Regions from separate parts of the Homo sapiens genome. Here region 1 is linked to region 2. Evidence: read pairs that join two places in POLR2A ChIA-PET (ENCODE). Cell type or tissue: GM12878. All regions are shown on one strand. Region 1 holds the start of LOC124904047 (a long non-coding RNA gene). Region 2 overlaps PITPNC1 (phosphatidylinositol transfer protein cytoplasmic 1).

Evidence for each region. ChIA-PET counts read pairs that join two places held together with the same protein. Peaks named below come from ENCODE experiments on the same cell type or tissue, not always from the same donor. Only the 100,000 strongest peaks of a DNase experiment are listed, where the experiment ranks them.
Region 1: POLR2A ChIA-PET joins it to region 2 with 11 read pairs; 3 of 35 experiments call an interaction of 5 or more read pairs at or near these places.

Annotation. Positions count from the first base shown.
Region 1 is chr17:67,382,210-67,390,209 of GRCh38, reverse strand. All of the region lies in intron 1 of PITPNC1 (phosphatidylinositol transfer protein cytoplasmic 1), which reads right to left. It overlaps LOC124904047 (a long non-coding RNA gene), which reads left to right and starts at 4,476. Exons shown (of 2, transcript XR_007065884.1): 1 at 4,476-4,590; 2 at 5,060-5,224. In GM12878, a CTCF peak has its summit at 3,046 (motif pointing left); no DNase peak of the experiment used is centred here; H3K4me3 peaks cover 798 bases; H3K27ac peaks cover 667 bases.
Region 2 is chr17:67,565,413-67,573,412 of GRCh38, reverse strand. The region is part of intron 4 of PITPNC1 (phosphatidylinositol transfer protein cytoplasmic 1); the gene reads right to left. All of the region lies in intron 1 of LOC124904045 (a long non-coding RNA gene), which reads left to right. Among named protein-coding and RNA genes, the nearest start is that of MIR548D2, 98 kb to the right of the region's middle. RefSeq lists an enhancer at 3,481-3,550. In GM12878, no CTCF peak of the experiment used is centred here; DNase peaks (open chromatin) are centred at 1,704 and 3,360; H3K4me3 peaks cover 3,120 bases; H3K27ac peaks cover 4,896 bases.

The sequences.
Region 1 (8,000 bases), 180 kb after region 2:
TTTTTTTCCCACACTGCTGCAGGAGAGAACCTCCTCCTCTGGAAAGCTGTCTAAATTCAAGACAACCAGAGCCATCTCCTTATGGACGGGGACCGTAACTTTTCAATTTACACAGAATTCACATTCGGCACTCTCTGCCTCTCAATGGCTCTCTCTCTCTCTCTCTGAACATGGGTATCTATTCTGCTCAAACAAATCTGTAAGCACTTCTATTTCTAAAAAAACAGCTTTGGCCGGGCACGGTGGCTCGCGTCTGTAATCCCAGCACTTTGGGAGGCCGAGGTGGGTGGATCACGAGGTCAGGAGTTCGAGACCATCCTGGCTACCACAGTGAAACCCCGTCTCTACTAAAAATACAAACAATTAGCCGGGCGTGGTGGCACGTGCCTGTAGTCCCAGCTACTCGGGAGACTGAGGCAGGAGAATTGCTTGAACCCAGGAAGCGGAGGGTGCAGTGAGCCGAGATTGCGCCATAGCACTCTAGCCTGGGCAACAGAGTGAGACTCCATCTCAAAAACAACAACAACAACAACAACAACAAAACAAAAAACAGCTTTACTGAGATGTACTTTACATACCAATTCAATGGTTCTTAATACACTTACAGACTTGTGCAACTATGGCCATCATCTATTTTTAAATGGCAATAAAACCTCTCCAGTGTCCTCTGGCCTAGGAGCTTCAGGAGGGCAGGGATCTACCTGCCCTGTCAGCCGCTGCAGGCCTAGCACCCGGCACAGAGCAGGAGTTCAATAAAGTATCTGTGAATGGATGTTTTCATGATGCCAGCCTGGAACTTCCATAGCCCTGTTTTCCAGATTCAAGAAATAACTACTTCTCTAATTCAGCTAATCTCCCTAGGAGAGGCAGAATGGCCCCCAAGATTCCCACTGATTGGTGAGCCCTTTTGGAAAAGAATCAAGAAGTCAGAGACAGCAAGTCGGAGAGATCTGAAGTTGCAGTAGAAGCTCCTGCTAGCCTTGCAAGAGCAAACTGCCATGTTGTGGAGAGGGCCACATGGCAGGACACGGCAGGTGGCCTCTGGGATCGAGCCTCTAACTGATGGATGCAGTAAGGAACTGCATTCTGCCAACAACCATGTGAACCCTGAAGACAACTCCAAGCTCCAGAAAGAAAGGCAGCCTGACTGACGCCTTGATGTCAGCTTTATGAGACCCTGAGCAGAGAATCCAGCCATGCTGCACCTAGACTTCTGACCCACAGAATTTGTGTGCTAATAAATGGGTGTTATTGTAAGCCACTGAGTTTGTGATCATTTGTAACACAGCAATAGAAAACTAATATACTGCCAGGCGCGGTGGCTCACTTTGGGAGGCCGAGGCGGGTGGATCACCGGAGGTCAGGAGTTCGAGACCAGCCTGGCCTACATGGTGAAACCCTGTCTCTACTAAAAATACAAGACCAGCCAGGTGTGGTGGTGCTAGTCTGTAGTCTCAGCTACTAAGAAAGCTGAGGCGGGAGGATTGCTTGAACCCGAGAGGTGGAGGTTGCAGTGAGTCGAGATCATGCACACTGCACTCCAGCCTGGGTGACAGAGCAAGACTATGTCTCAGAGTAAAAAACAAAAGAGGCCGGGTGCAGTGGCTCATGCCTGTAATCCCAACACTTTGAGAGGCCAAGACAGGTGGATCACTAGGTCAGGAGTTCAAGGCCAGCCTGGCCAACATGGAGAAACCTCGTCTCTACTAAAAATACAAAAATTAGCCGGGCGTGGTGGTGGGCACCTGTAATCCCAGCTACTCGGGAGGCTGAGGCAGGAGAATCACTTGAAACCAGGAGGCAGAGGTTGCAGTGAGCTGAAAGAACTGCACTCCAGCCTGGGCAACAAGAGCAAGACTCCAAGGGAAAAAAAAAAAAAAACACGAAAAAAAGAAACGAAAACTAATATACATACTCCTCCGGGAATTGGGAGGAAAGCAGTCTGACGGCAATAACTCCTAAATATATGTGACTGATTTCAAACTTCTCAGGGGTATCACTAAGAAATTTTTTAATGAGGATGTATTAAATACAAAAGAATCTCTAATTGGTAAAATTTCAGGCAGTATACAAGTGAAAAAATTTTAAACCTTTTACAGGAGGACATAGAGGATCAGGGTTCCTTAAAAAGTTCCTGTTTTCCTCAGCTTCTTCCTATCCATTCATTCAGCAAGTATTTACTATGTGTGGACCCTAAGTTTAAGCACCAGACCTGCACTGTCCAGTATGGCAGCCACAAGCCACACATGGTCCTTGAGCACTGCAGAGCGGCCAGTGAAACTGAGATGCGTGTCCACGGAAAATACACACCTGATTTCAAAGACTTAGTGTGAAAAAAATAAGTGAAAAGATTGTATCAGTATTTTCTCATGTGGATTACATGTTGAAAAGATAATGATGGCGATAGACAACAAACAATTAAACAAAATAAGTACAAATTGCGATAAATGCTCTGAAGGAATAAACAGGCGTGGAGAGGCAGATAATAGAGGATATAAATAGCGAGAATATTAAGGAAAAGATTATTTTATTTTATATTTTATTTTGAGACAGAGTTTCGCTCTGTCAGCCAGGCTGGAGTGCAGCCTCGATCTCAGCTCACTGCAACTTCCACCTCCCGGGTTCAAGCAATTCTCCTGCGTTGGCCTCCCGAGTAGCTGGGATTACAGGCGCCCACCACCATGCCCAGCTAATTTTTGTGTTTTTAGTAGAGATGGGGTTTCATCACGTTGGCCAGGCTGATCTTAAACTCCCGACCTCAAGTGACCCGTCTGCCTCGGCACCCCAAAGTGCTGGGATTACAGGCGTGAGCCGCTGTGCCTGGCCAGAGATTTAGATGAGGAAAAAGCTATTGTAGATGGAGTGTTCAGGAAAGACGATGCTAAGGGTGTGATGTTTCCACTTGTAAACCCATGAGTTTGGTATAAACTTTCAATTTCTAACCCAGGAGAGCAGCAGGGGCTGGGAGCATGAAAGGGCAGTAAAAGGCAGGTTGGTCAGTTGCAGGCCATCACACTGCTCTACTCCCACTGGGTCCCATGTAAATGGCGCCCCCTGGCGGTGTGCAGCCCTGCGACGCTGTTCGTTTGAATGATTTGGATGTTATTTGTAAATTAGAGGTTGCATAGTACAAAAAGTAAAGTTTCCAAGATTATTTTTCCAGACAACTCTACATTTTCCAGATACGATTGGTTTGTCCGTTTTAATATTTGTAATATATTTGCGCCTCATCCTCCTTGTAACCTACAAGAAAAATCTTCACTTGGGAATATACAAAATTCCTGATTTCTAGTCTGAAATTCTCCTTTTCCTCTCCCGGTGGGCTGAATTTGTTAAAGATACATAAAACCTTCTCAGTACAAGTTAGCTGATTTCTAGAACTCAGTCTGTTTCTCTGATACAGGGCAAAAGTGTTACCTAGTTTTCAGACTTGCCTAACACTACAGACCTCCAGGCAACAGAAAACAGGCCAAAGCCCACACAAGCCAGCCAGGGTGCTGCGATCTCACTCAGGCCGCTAAAGCAATGAACCTAGATGTACTTTTCCAGTAATTACTGCTTCTGAAAAACACATTTACTGCCTTTGTGCATACACTTTCACATTTTTAAAAACCCAAAACGTTGTGATTCCCCACTCCCCATCTCATACCTACACATCCCTAGGAGAGGGGAAGCTCTTAAAGAGGTTGAATGTTTAAACTATATTAATTTAGTTTAGGCGGGGCGCAGTGGCTCACACCTGTAATCCCAGCACTCTGAGAGGCCGAGGCGGGTGGATCACCTGAGGTCAGGAGTTCGAGACCAGCCTGGACAACATGGTGAAACCCCGACTCTACTAAAAATACAAAAATTAGCTGGACATGCTGGCAGGCGCCTGTAATCCCAGCTAGTCGGGAGGCTGAGGCAGGAGAACCCCTTGAAACCTGGGAGGCGGAGGTTGCAGTGAGCCGCGATAGCGCCACTGCACTCCAGCCTGGGCGACAAGAGCAAAACTCCGTCTCAAAATAAATAAAGTATATTAATTTCTTTTAATGCCTACAATAAATAATATTCTCCATTCGCCTGAAACGACAGCCTTACTGAAATGAATATTACTCGCTTTGCTTTGGAGTATCAGTCACACTCACGCAATCAGACACAAGGTTTCTAAATTGACTTTCAAGAGCCTTAGGAACTTCCTCCATATCACAATAAGAAAAAGCAAAAGTTAATTACTACCTACTTTTAACCAGGGTTTTGTTAACAACAGTTTGCTTCCCTGATCCCTGTATCTATCTCCTGCGCCAGGTACTTCCACCCAAGTCACTGGGAAAATGCAGCTTCCTTCATGGACAGAGTCAATTTCACTGACCAGCCAGGAGGACAGCATCTGCTCCTTGTCTGTTCCATTAGTGTTGAAAGGTTTGCACAAATCTATTTACCCGCCCTCCTTTCCCTGTGCCCGTTATGACAAAAAAAAAAACCGGAGCTTTGCCAGACAGCTAGCCAAACCTCCACTGTCCCCTGGCTGTGGAACTGTGTCCGGAGATGGTTCCTTCCGGTGGGTTCTTGGTCTCGCTCACTTCAAGAATGAAGCCGCGGACCTTCACGGTGAGTGTTACAGCTCTTAAAGGTGGTGCGGACCAAAGAGCGGACAGCAGGAAGATTTAGTGTGAACAGCAAAAGAGTGAACAGCAAAAGAGCAAAGCTTCCACAGCCTGGAAGGTGCCTGGGGGGAGGGGAGGGGGGAGGGGTGGTCAGCCATTATTCCCTTATTTGTCCCCGCCCATGTCCTGCTGATTGGTCCATTTTACAGAGTGCTGATTGCTCCATTTTACAGAGCACTGATTGGTGCATTTTACTGAGCACTGATTGGTCCATTTTACAAACCTCTAGCTAGCCACAGAGAGCTGATTGGTGCGTTTTTGCAGAGTGCTGATTAGCGCATTTTAGAAACCGCTAGCTAGCCACAGAGACCTGATTGGTGCGTTTTTGCAGCCTGCTGATTAGCGTATTTTAGAAATCTCTAGCTAGCTACAGAGCGCTGATTGGTGCATTTTACAATCCTCTTGTAAGACAGAAAAGTTCTCCAAGTCCCCACCGGACCAAGAAGTCCAACTGGCTTCACCTCCCAGAACAAGCCACCAAGGAAACCACCTGGATCACACAGAAATCACACGCATGACCCTGACCTTGGTCCCTTCTCAACAGAAAATTTAAAATAAAATAAAACAACCTCTCAAAATTGTGCTCGTTCTTGAGAAAACTTTTTATAGAATTATCTTATTCAGAATAAAATTTTTATACCAGACAAGGAAAACATTTTCCAAATTACATTTACAAGAAACCTTGGGGAAAGTCTGTGAGATTAATCCAAGGAGTCTTTATCCTTTATATTCAGAGGTATTGACGCCAGCAGCAAACTTAAAATCTCTTCCTTTCAATAATTTCTGCCTTGATATGTTTGCAGATGCATTTCAGGAAAATGGTTTAAAACTGAGAACAAGGCCCGGCGCAGTGGCTCATGCCTGTAATCCCAGCACTTTGGGAGGCCGAGGCGGGCAGATCACGAGGTCAGGAGATCGAGACCATCCTGGTTAAAAGGGTGAAACCCCGTCTCTACTAAAAATACAAAAAATCAGCTGGGCGCAGTGGCGGGCGCCTGTAATCCCAGATACTCGGGAAGCTGAGGCAGGAGAATGGCGTGAACCCGGGAGGCGGAGCTTGCAGTGAGCCGAGATCGCGCCACTGCACTCTGGCCTGGGCGAAAGAGCGAGACTCCGTCTCAAAAAAAAAAAAAAAGAGAACAAGGAACACTGTTGGGCATTTTGGCATTTCCATTCATGTCATTCCAGAGGCAGCACCACCCTGATCCCAAATCCGTTCTCAGAAATGTGCGCAAGAAAACTCTCTGGGGACCCTGGGGGTGCCTGGATGAAGTGCACTGGCTCCCTGCCAGGGCAAAAAAGAAAATAATATTCTGTATGAAAAAGTTGTTTTTCTTTTCTTTCCTTTCCTTCTCTTTTCTCGGAGGGGAGGGGAGTGTTTCTATTTTTCTGCATTGTGCACCATATCCCTAGAGACCACAAATCAATCCCTAAAAGTATACACATTTATGTGAATGCAGTCAGAACAGGAACTGTTAAACAAGAACTGGTTTTTGGTTTGTTTGTTCGTTTGTTTTTGTTTTTTTGAGACAGAGTTTTGCTCTTGTTGCCCAGGCTGGAGTGCGATGGTGCGATCTCAGCTCACCACAACCTCCACCTCCCTGGTTCAAGTAATTCTCCTGCCTCACCCTCCCAAGTACCTGGGATTACAGGCATGCGCCACCACGCCTGGCTAATTTTGTATTTTTAGTAGAGACGGGGTTTCTCATGTTAGTCAGGCTGGTCTCAAACTCCCGACCTCAGGTGATCCACCCGCCTCAGCCTCCCAAAGTGCTGGGATTACAGGCATGAGCCACCGCGCCTGGCCAGAACGGTTAAACAGTAAAGAAAGCAATGAAAACAAAAGGATTCCTGCCTTAGATAATATTAGGATGTGCTTAGCGTCTCTTGAGAGACGCTCATTTTACTAACAAGTACCTCTGTGGCGAGGGTGGCAGGTGCAGGGTGATCTTCAGACTGTGCTCCAAGGAGCCTCCTTGGTGAGCAGGTCGCTCACTGGGACCGAGTGGCTGCGGGAGGAGGTGGGCCACCCTTCCAATAGGTTCCAATGGGGCTACCCTATGTGTCCCGCTAAGCAGACACAAGGTTGGAGTCCCCAGCCACCTTCAACTAGAGAGTAGAGCCAGTGTACCTGCTTTACACATGGGTCCTCAGGAGAATATTTTCTTCCACCAAGGAATCTCAGAGGAGGGAGAATTCCATATAGTAGAACAGCCTTGAGCCTTAAATCAGACCTGGTTCTAGCCTAGAGTTTGTCAATGAGGTAGACAACTTAACTGCACCTACTACAGGTCTAGACTTCATTATAAAATGAAATGGCTCACCGGGCATGAACTCTCAGGAGTTCGAGACCAGCCTGACCAACATGGTGAAACCCCATCTCTACTAAAAACACAAAAATTAGCTGGCTGGGGTGGTACAAGCCTGTAAATCCCAGCTATTCTGGAGGCTGAGGCAGGAGAATCTCTTGAACTCGGGAGGCAGAGGTTTCAGTGAGCCAAGATTGCGCCACTGCACTCCAGCCTGGGTGAAAGAGCAAGACTCCATCTCAAAAATAAACAAACAAATAAATAAATAAATAAATGGCTCAATTATAAATCATCTCCAATACGCCTTCTAAGTCTAAAACTCTAGAATCATCCGGGGGCAGTGGCTCATGCCTGTAATCCCAGCACTTTGGGAGCCCAAAGTGGGCGGATCGCCTGAGGTCAGGAGTTCGAGACAAGCCTGACCAACATGGTGAAACCCCTTCTCTACTAAAAATACAAAAAATTAGCCTGGCGTGATGGTGGGCGCCTGTAATCCCAGCTACTCGGGAGGCTGAGGCAGGAGACTTGCTTGAAACCGGGCGGTGGAGGTCGCAGTGAGCCGAAATCATCCCACTGCACTCCAGCCTGGGCGACAGAGCGAGAGAGTGTGGCTCAGAAAAAGAAACAAACAAACAAAAACTCTAGAATCTACATCTACGTCTACCAAATGTTTCAAATGAAGATAATGACAACTTTCTCTCTATAGCAACTCTCAGCTCTCAGGAACTTTTCCTGTTCATACCTTTCCAACAGGCTTATATTGAGTTCAGAGACCACCACATTTAACACAAACGAGGGACTATTCCAATGAAATGTTTTAATTAAAATTAATCTATGGAATGTTACTTTTATTAATTCTTTACTCTGAAATTAATGTCTAAAACACACACACACACACACACACACACACACACACCAAAAAACCCCACCAACACTCTAATCTAGACAGTAGTTCAGCTTTATTTTCTTGATCGCCCAGAGCTGTTCTTTTTTCCTGGAACTAGAGAACATTTTATGTGTTAAAATAAAGCTAGAGAAATAGTAG
Region 2 (8,000 bases):
GAGCAGCAGTTCACCCTTTCCTCCCTCCTCCACTCCTTCCCTACAGGAGATCCCTCAGGTCCTACCCTACCTACAGCCTCTTTTCTTGATCCAAACCCTCTCCCCTGGTGATCTCATCTGCTTCTGACTTTTCATGATTTTTTTCTTTTTTGGCAGATGCCTCCCAAATCAACATCGCAAATTCCAACTCCTCTCACATTTCCAGGTGCCCACTGGCCATCCCCAACAAAGACCCTACAGGTTCATCAAACTTGAAAGGTCCAGAATGAACGCGAATGTTCTCCCTGACTGTACTGGTACTCTAGAATTATCGTAGCCAATTCCACAAACTGCGTGGCTTAAAACAGCAGCAATTTATTCTCTCACAGTTCTGGAGGCCAGAAGCCTGAAACCAAGGTGTTGGCAGAGCCATACTACCTCTGAAGACTCTGGGAGAGAATCTGTCCTTGTCTCTTCCAGCTGTTGGTGGCACCGGGAGTGGGTGCATCACTCCAGTCTCTGCCTCCGTCTTTACATCCCCTTCTTCCCTCTGGGTCTCTGTGCTCTCTTCTCTTCTTACAAGGACAAAAGTCATTGGATTTGGACCCACCCTAAATCTAGGTAGGTCCACTCCCCCTTCCCTGGAAAACTTCCTGCTGTCAGGTCTTTTTTTTTTTTTTTGGCCATGGTACTCTCAGCCCGAAATTTCTTTCCTAAATCTTACTCAAAGACCATCTCAAGTACCACTTCGGAATGATTATCCCATGCATGCTGGCAGCATTCTGTTTGTCCCTTTATCACAGCGCGTATCTCCTTTGTCACCATTACCATTAGCTATCTGTGTCCCAGGCTCACCAACCATGTGGTAAGCTCACACTCTAACAGGAGGGTGCCCCCCTAATACCAGCACCACTAGGAATGGTGGTCATCAAAGTCACCCCCCTTCTTCTTTACCCCCCCCCCCCGCTTTACCCAGCTTCTTCAGGTGTTAAAGCATCTCCTTTAGTTTAGGTTTGCTCAAATAATGCTTTCTGTAACTAAGACTTTTGCTTCCACTAGGAATATACCATCTAACCTAGTCATTCTCAATGTCAATGGGGAGACGGGAACCCCACTTTCCAACCCTGGACTTTTTCTCAAAATATGCGCTGTTCCCTAAAGATCCTGATAAATGTCCTTGGGTGGAGGGATTCTATATCACCGAGGGATCTGTCAGGAGTGTGGGGGTGGAAAAAACGTTGGGAACCCTGATGTAACCACACCTGAACTTGCTCCAAGAAGAGAGACACTAGGGTCGTCAGCCATTGGCTAAAACAGAAAAAGATGTCTAAGGGCTGCTGAAGCATCCCGTGCTCTCTAAGGAACAGTCATTTGGAAATGCTGAATGTCTAAAGTCCCATTTGGCCCACAGCATATGAAGGAAAGACTGAAAAACCCACGGCAGACAGAATTCTGAGATGGCCTCCAGAGTCCCAGCCACTGGTGCACACATCCTGTGTAATCCTTCCCTTCGGGTGTGAGCAGAACCTGGGGATATGATGGGCTGTCACTCCCCTGGTTGCCCCCCAGAACCTTCAGAGGGAGCACAGCTTTTGATTGATAGCAAAAAGACAAGACAGTCAGTCACTCCTGAGAGTGTATACAAGACTTCACTTTAGAAAAAGCAGAGATTCTTTTGTTGGCTTTGAAGTTGTGAGATAGCCACGTGGATAGGACCCAAGAGAGGTCTACTGGGAACTGAGAGTGACAGCCGGAGAAGAACCAGCTAGAAAACGCGACCTTCGTCCTTCAACCACAAGGAATGAATCCTGCCAACCACCAGTGAGCGTGGAAGAGGACCCTGCATTTCTGGTGAAACTAGAACCTTGGTTGATGCCTTGATTTCTACCTGGTGAGTTGCCTGAGCCAAGGACCCAGCTAGCCTGGGTTCCAACTCCTGACCCATGGAAACTGCAAGATAACAAACTTGTGTTATTTTTCTTCTCTTCTCTTTTCTTTTCTTTTTTGAGACAGAGCCTCATTCTGTTGCCCAGGCTTGAATGCAGTATAGCTCAGCTCGCCGCAGCCTTGACCTCCTGGGCTTAAGCAATCCTCCCGCCTCAGCCTCCTGAACAGCTGGGATCACAGGCATGCACCACCACACCCAGCTAATTTTTTTTACTTTTAGTAGAGATGAGCTCTCACTGTGTTGCCCAGGTTGGTCTCAAACTCCTGAGCTCAAGCGATCCTCCAACCTCAGCCTCCTAAAGTGCTGGTATTATAGGCATGAGCCATTGCACCCAGCCACTTGTGTTGTTTTAAGTTGCTAAATTTGTGGGAGATTTGCTACACAGCAAGAGAAAACCAACACAACACTCAGCCTGCTGGCTGCCTTCTTCCAAATCACCCATCTGGTTTTCATCTGAGTAAAGCATCACCGACTCTGAGGTTCAAGCAAGTGCAAGGGAAGGGGGAATTGGTGCTTTTTCTGACTTATTAGTTCCACCTATGATGCCACCTGCTTTGTCAATCAATGGCCACTGCTTATTGCCCAGGGTGATATTTACTAGTAACTGATGTCAGCAAGCTTGTCATTATCTGGTGTCCAGATGCAGCAGCAGGCACCTAACCCACAGAGAGGGAGGATGATGATTTAGTAGGAAAAAAAAAAAAAATACAGATTTTTGGAGTAAAACAGACTTCAGTTCAAACCGCAGCTTCTTTTCCAACAAACTGTGTGACTTGGGGCAAATTCACGATTCCCTCTGAGCTTCAGTTTCCTCATCTATCAAATGGAGACAATTGCAACCTCAAAGCTGTGGGGTGAGAATGAAAAGAGATAACGAATGTCCAGGGCCAGGCAGCGCCTGGCAGATGCTGGAGAGATGTTGGTCCACTCCATTGTACCCTCCTAGGCAATGTGGACGAGAAAGCTGAGCTGGGGTCAAAGGCAGATCCTCCACTATGAAGATGCAAGGATGCAGAGGCTTCCGGAAAGGCATCCACAGGACACCTGATGGCTTCTTCCCATGGCAAGGAAGGCAGCCAAACCACAGAGCAGATCTGGGCTCTTCCAGACTCACTCTGAATCCCTGACCTGCTCTGCTGCTGAGGAAATGTCACCACGTGTCCCAGGCTCCATCCTTGGCAGCTCCTTCTTCTGGGCAGGTGCCCCTTCCACTGGCCTCTTCTCTGAGCTTTCCCTTGGCCCCCTGCTGACTTCATGCAGGGAACAAAAACTCTACCAGGATCTCCGTGAACTCTTTTCTTTCCTAGATCTAAAGGGTGCACGTCCGCTGGTTCACTCAACCCAATCGCCAAAACCAAGGCTCAAAGAAGTTAAGAAACAGAAGCATAAAACAGAAGTTGGGAACCCTTGAGGCCACAGAGATGACTCTGCTTACAGGCAGAGGGGGAGGCAAAAAAGCACGCCTGTCCCTGGAGCCTGGGGGAAATCAGTGAGTCATTTCTGTCCCTCTCCACCTCTTCTTCCTCCTCTGGGCTCACTCCAGGTCTCGAATCCTCTTTCTCATGAAAAATCTTTTCTTTTTTATCTCTCTCTCCCTCTTCTTGACTAAAGGCACAGCTTGGCAGGGAGAATAAAGCAGAGAAAGCATCATAGAAAATATTCACTTAATTACATCCAGTGTTTATTTTGCCCCAACCCCCTAAAAACAGTAGCAGTGTTAGGAAGAAGTCAGGGAGTCAAGGCAGGAGCTCTCCTGTCATCTCATCTTTGATTTTCTAGCTTAGATCCACGTAAGCCAGAGGAATCTTATAGGTGTTGCTGCCATCTGCTCCCTGCCATGACCCTCTTCCTTTTATCTGGTGTCTAAGCATCTATAATTGGCCTTCCAAACCCAACGGAATCCACCAGGATGAACCTCTTATTGAAAAGTGATATTCTGGTACCTGTAAAACCTCCAGCACCCAAAACTCAATGTGCAGAAAAGTGATGGTGGAACATTTAAATGCAGCTACTTGTAGCTTTTGGAAGTGACGGGTGGATCTGCAGTGGGGAAGAAGAACGCCAGGAAAGACAAGTGAGGTTTCTGGGTCTCTGCAAGAATAATTTCCAGACACAAGCCCTCCCAGGTTCAGTGTCGGGAAATGAAAGCAGCATATGCAAAATGCACGGCAGAACTGAATTTCCAATTCACTACAGACATGCTTTGGAAAACATGAAAGAGCTATTTTTGGTCCAGTGATCGATTAGGGTTGCTATGGCAATAAGAAACACTTACAGGAACAAAATGAAATGTAAGCAAACCAAAGTCTTAAAGAGAAAGGGTCAGACACATTGGGGATTTCATAGTCAGTTTCTGGGTGGTGCTGGCAGCCCTTATTTCTGTCTCAGCACCTGCATAGGGAGAGAGACGATAGTGGCTGCAGTGAATGGGGGCCCTGGGGATGGGTCTGAGGCTCTCTAGGGCACTGCACTTCAGAAGCAGGAAGTGCGAAACTTCTGGAAGAATGTACACCGCTCACTTTGAAGACTGTCATTATTGTCATCAAAGGATACTGTATTTCCACAGCACCTAGCCTGTGGCAAAAACGTAAGCTAAAATGTATTAATCCTACCCTATCCCACTTTACAATGTAAAAGAAAAATAAAAGTATTCTCTATGACAGTGTATTTCTAAGACCTACTTAATGATGCCTCATTTGCTGGGCTTGTTAAAAACAGATTCCAGGCCTCTCTCCCGATGCCTCGCTTTCAGTAAGCTGGTATATTCTGGGAGCCCACCCCCAAACTCAGGAGCTGTTTCCCCCTTTTCCCCCCAAAATATAGCTTTACTATTCAGCAGGCAGAGGCAGGAGGATCACTTGAGCCCAGGAGTTTGAGGCTGCAGTGAGCTATGATCACACTACTGCATTCCAGCCTGGGTGACAGAGCAAGCAAGATCCCATCTCTAAAAAAATAAAATAAAATAAATAAAAAATAGCTTTATTCACATACCATATAATTCACCCATTTCAAGTATACAAGTTAATGGTGTTCAGTATATTCAGAGTTATACAACCATTAGGACAATCTAATTTTAGAACATTTCCATTACCTCCCAAAGAAGCCCTGTATCCATCAGCAGTCACGTCCCCATTCCCGCCTACCTGCAGCACCACAATGTACGCAACTCCTAATCTACTCTAAGATTTGTCTATTCTATACATTTCCTACAAATGGAAGTGTATCATATGTGGTCTTTTGTTCCTGGCTTCTTTCCCTTAGCATGTTTTCAAGGCTCATCCATGTTCTAGCATGTATGGGTACTCCATTCCTTTTTCTGGCCGAATGATAGTCCATTGTACGGACATACTACATCTGATTTCTCCATTTATCAGTTGATGAACATTTGTTTCTATTTTTTGGCTACTATGAACAATACTGCCACAGCTATTCTTGTGCGAGTTTTTGTGTGGATTTCTATCTTTCTTTCTTCTTTCTTCTTTTCTCTTCTCTTCTCCTTTCTTTCTTTCTTTTTGAAATGGAGTCTCACTCTGTTGCCCAGGCTGGAGTGCAGTGGTGTGATCTTGGCTCATTGCAATTCCACCCCCTGGGTTCAAGCGATTCTCCTGCCTCAGCCTCCAGACTAGCTGGGATTACAGGCACCTGCCACCATACCTAGCTAATTTTTGTATTTTTGGTAGAGATGGGGTTTCACCATGTTGGCCAGGCTGGTCTCAAACTCCTGACCTCGTGATCCACCCACCTCGGCCTCCCAAAGTGCTGGGATTACAGGTGTGAGCCACTGCGCCCGGCCATGTTTTCATTTCTCTTGAGTGTATACCTAGAGTGGAATTGCTGATCACACTGTAACTCTATGTTTAACCTTCTGAGGAACTTCCAGACGGCTACCCCATTCCAAAGTGGCTGCACCCTTGTACATTCCCATGAACAGTGTAGGAGAGTTCCAACTTCCCCACCTCCTTGATAGCACGTCTCGTCGCCCAGGTATTTCTTTTTTTTTTGGAGATGGAGTCTCACTCTGTCGCCCAGGCTGGATTGCAGTGGCGCAATTTTGGCTCACTGCACGCTCTGCCTCCCAGGTTCATGCCATTCTCCTGCTTCAGCCTCCTGACTAGCTGGGACTATAGGCACCTGCCACCACGCCTGGCTAATTTTTTGTATTTTTAGTAGAAACGGGGTTTACCATGTTAGCCAGGATGGTCTCGATCTCCTGACCTCATGATCCGCCTGCCTTGGCCTCCCAAAGTGCTGGGATTACAGGCGTGAGCCACCGCGCCTGGCCTGTCCAGGTATTTCTTAACTCTGGGAGGTTCTGGGTCAAAATGACAATCCAAAGGAGACCTGGCCAACATTCCACATGTCCAGTGAGGGACAGACACAACCCAATACAGAGGTTATAATGACAATAGTGTTATACCGTCCTTCCTGTCAACAGGCACTGGTCCGAGTATTTGATATATATTAGTTCATCTATTAACTCATTAACCCTCATACATCCCCATTTTACAGATGAAGAAACAAAGGCACGGAAAGGTCCAACAGTGTGCTGTAAGTCACACAACAAATGCATAGAGGAGATGGGATTCAAGCCAGGCTGTCTAGCTCTGACATGCATGCTTGTGATCTCATGCTGATTCTTAAGTATCAGGAAATCATGGAAGTGCTTCCAGGGAAGCAGAGGTTGAAAGCACAGGCTTTGCTTCTCAGTATGTGCTGTGGCCACTAACAGCAGAGAAAATATGTGTGTGTGAATCTGTCATATGATAGACGTGCCTTGCTTCAAACAAACCCAAATCAGGAAAAGCAGGAGTTACTCAAAAGATATATTAGGGAAATAATTATTCATTTCAGAAATTCATTGGTATTCCTTTAGATGCCAAATTACCCTAGTACCTTGAAAACACAATAATTTTCAAAAACTGAATTGAAATATAATGGCTTAGGTTAATTCTTATTATGAAAGTGCTTTTAAAAACAGGTCCAGGCCCTGTGGGTGGCTCATGCCTGTAATCCCAGCACTTTGGGAGGCTGACACGGGTGGATCACTTGAGGCCAGGAGTTTGTGACCAGCCTGGCCAACATGGCAAAACCCTGTCTCTACTAAAAATACAAAAATTAGCTGGGCATGGTGGTGCACGCCTGTCATCCCAGCTACTAGGGAAGCTGAGGCAGGAGAATCGCTTGAACCTGGGAGGCAGAGGTTGCAGTGAGCCAAGATCGCGCCACTGCACTCCAGCCTGGGTGACAGAGCAAGCCCCTGTATCAAAAAACAACAAACAAACAAAAAACCCTGCCCAGAACTCCAGCATGAATTCTGAGATGTGAAAAAATATTACAAAAAAACACATGTTCATTAACTGTATTGTTGGTCCTATAAAAAAACTTGGAAACAAGTCAAAGTTCACCAGTAGAAGGCTGGTTAAGTACATTGGGATCGACTCTAAAACCATTAAAAAAACAAAGTGTAAAACAGGATAGCCCCATTTTTGTAAAAACAAAAAGAAAGTAGACTAGTATCCACACTGAAATACATGGAAAAACTAGTATACACATCGAAAAACATGGAAAACGAGTATACACACTGAAAAACATGGAAAACAAGTATACACACCGAAAAAACATGGAAAAACTAGCATACACACCGAAAAACATGGAAAACTAATATACACACCAAAAACCATGGAAAATGAGTATACACACTGAAAACCATGGAAAACTAGTATACACACTGAAAAACACAGAAAACTAGTACACACACTGAAAAACATGGAAAATGAGTATACACACTGAAAACCATGGAAAACTAGTATACACACTGAAAAACACGGAAAACTAGTACACACTCTGCAAAACATGGAAAACAAGTATACACACTGGAAAACATGGGAAACAAGTATACACACCGAAAAAACATGGAAAAACTAGCATACACACCGAAAAACATGGAAAACAAGTATACACACCAAAAAACATGGAAAAACTAGCATACACACCGAAAAACATGGAAAACTAATATACACACCAAAAACCATGGAAAATGAGTATACACACCGAAAACCATGGAAAATTACTA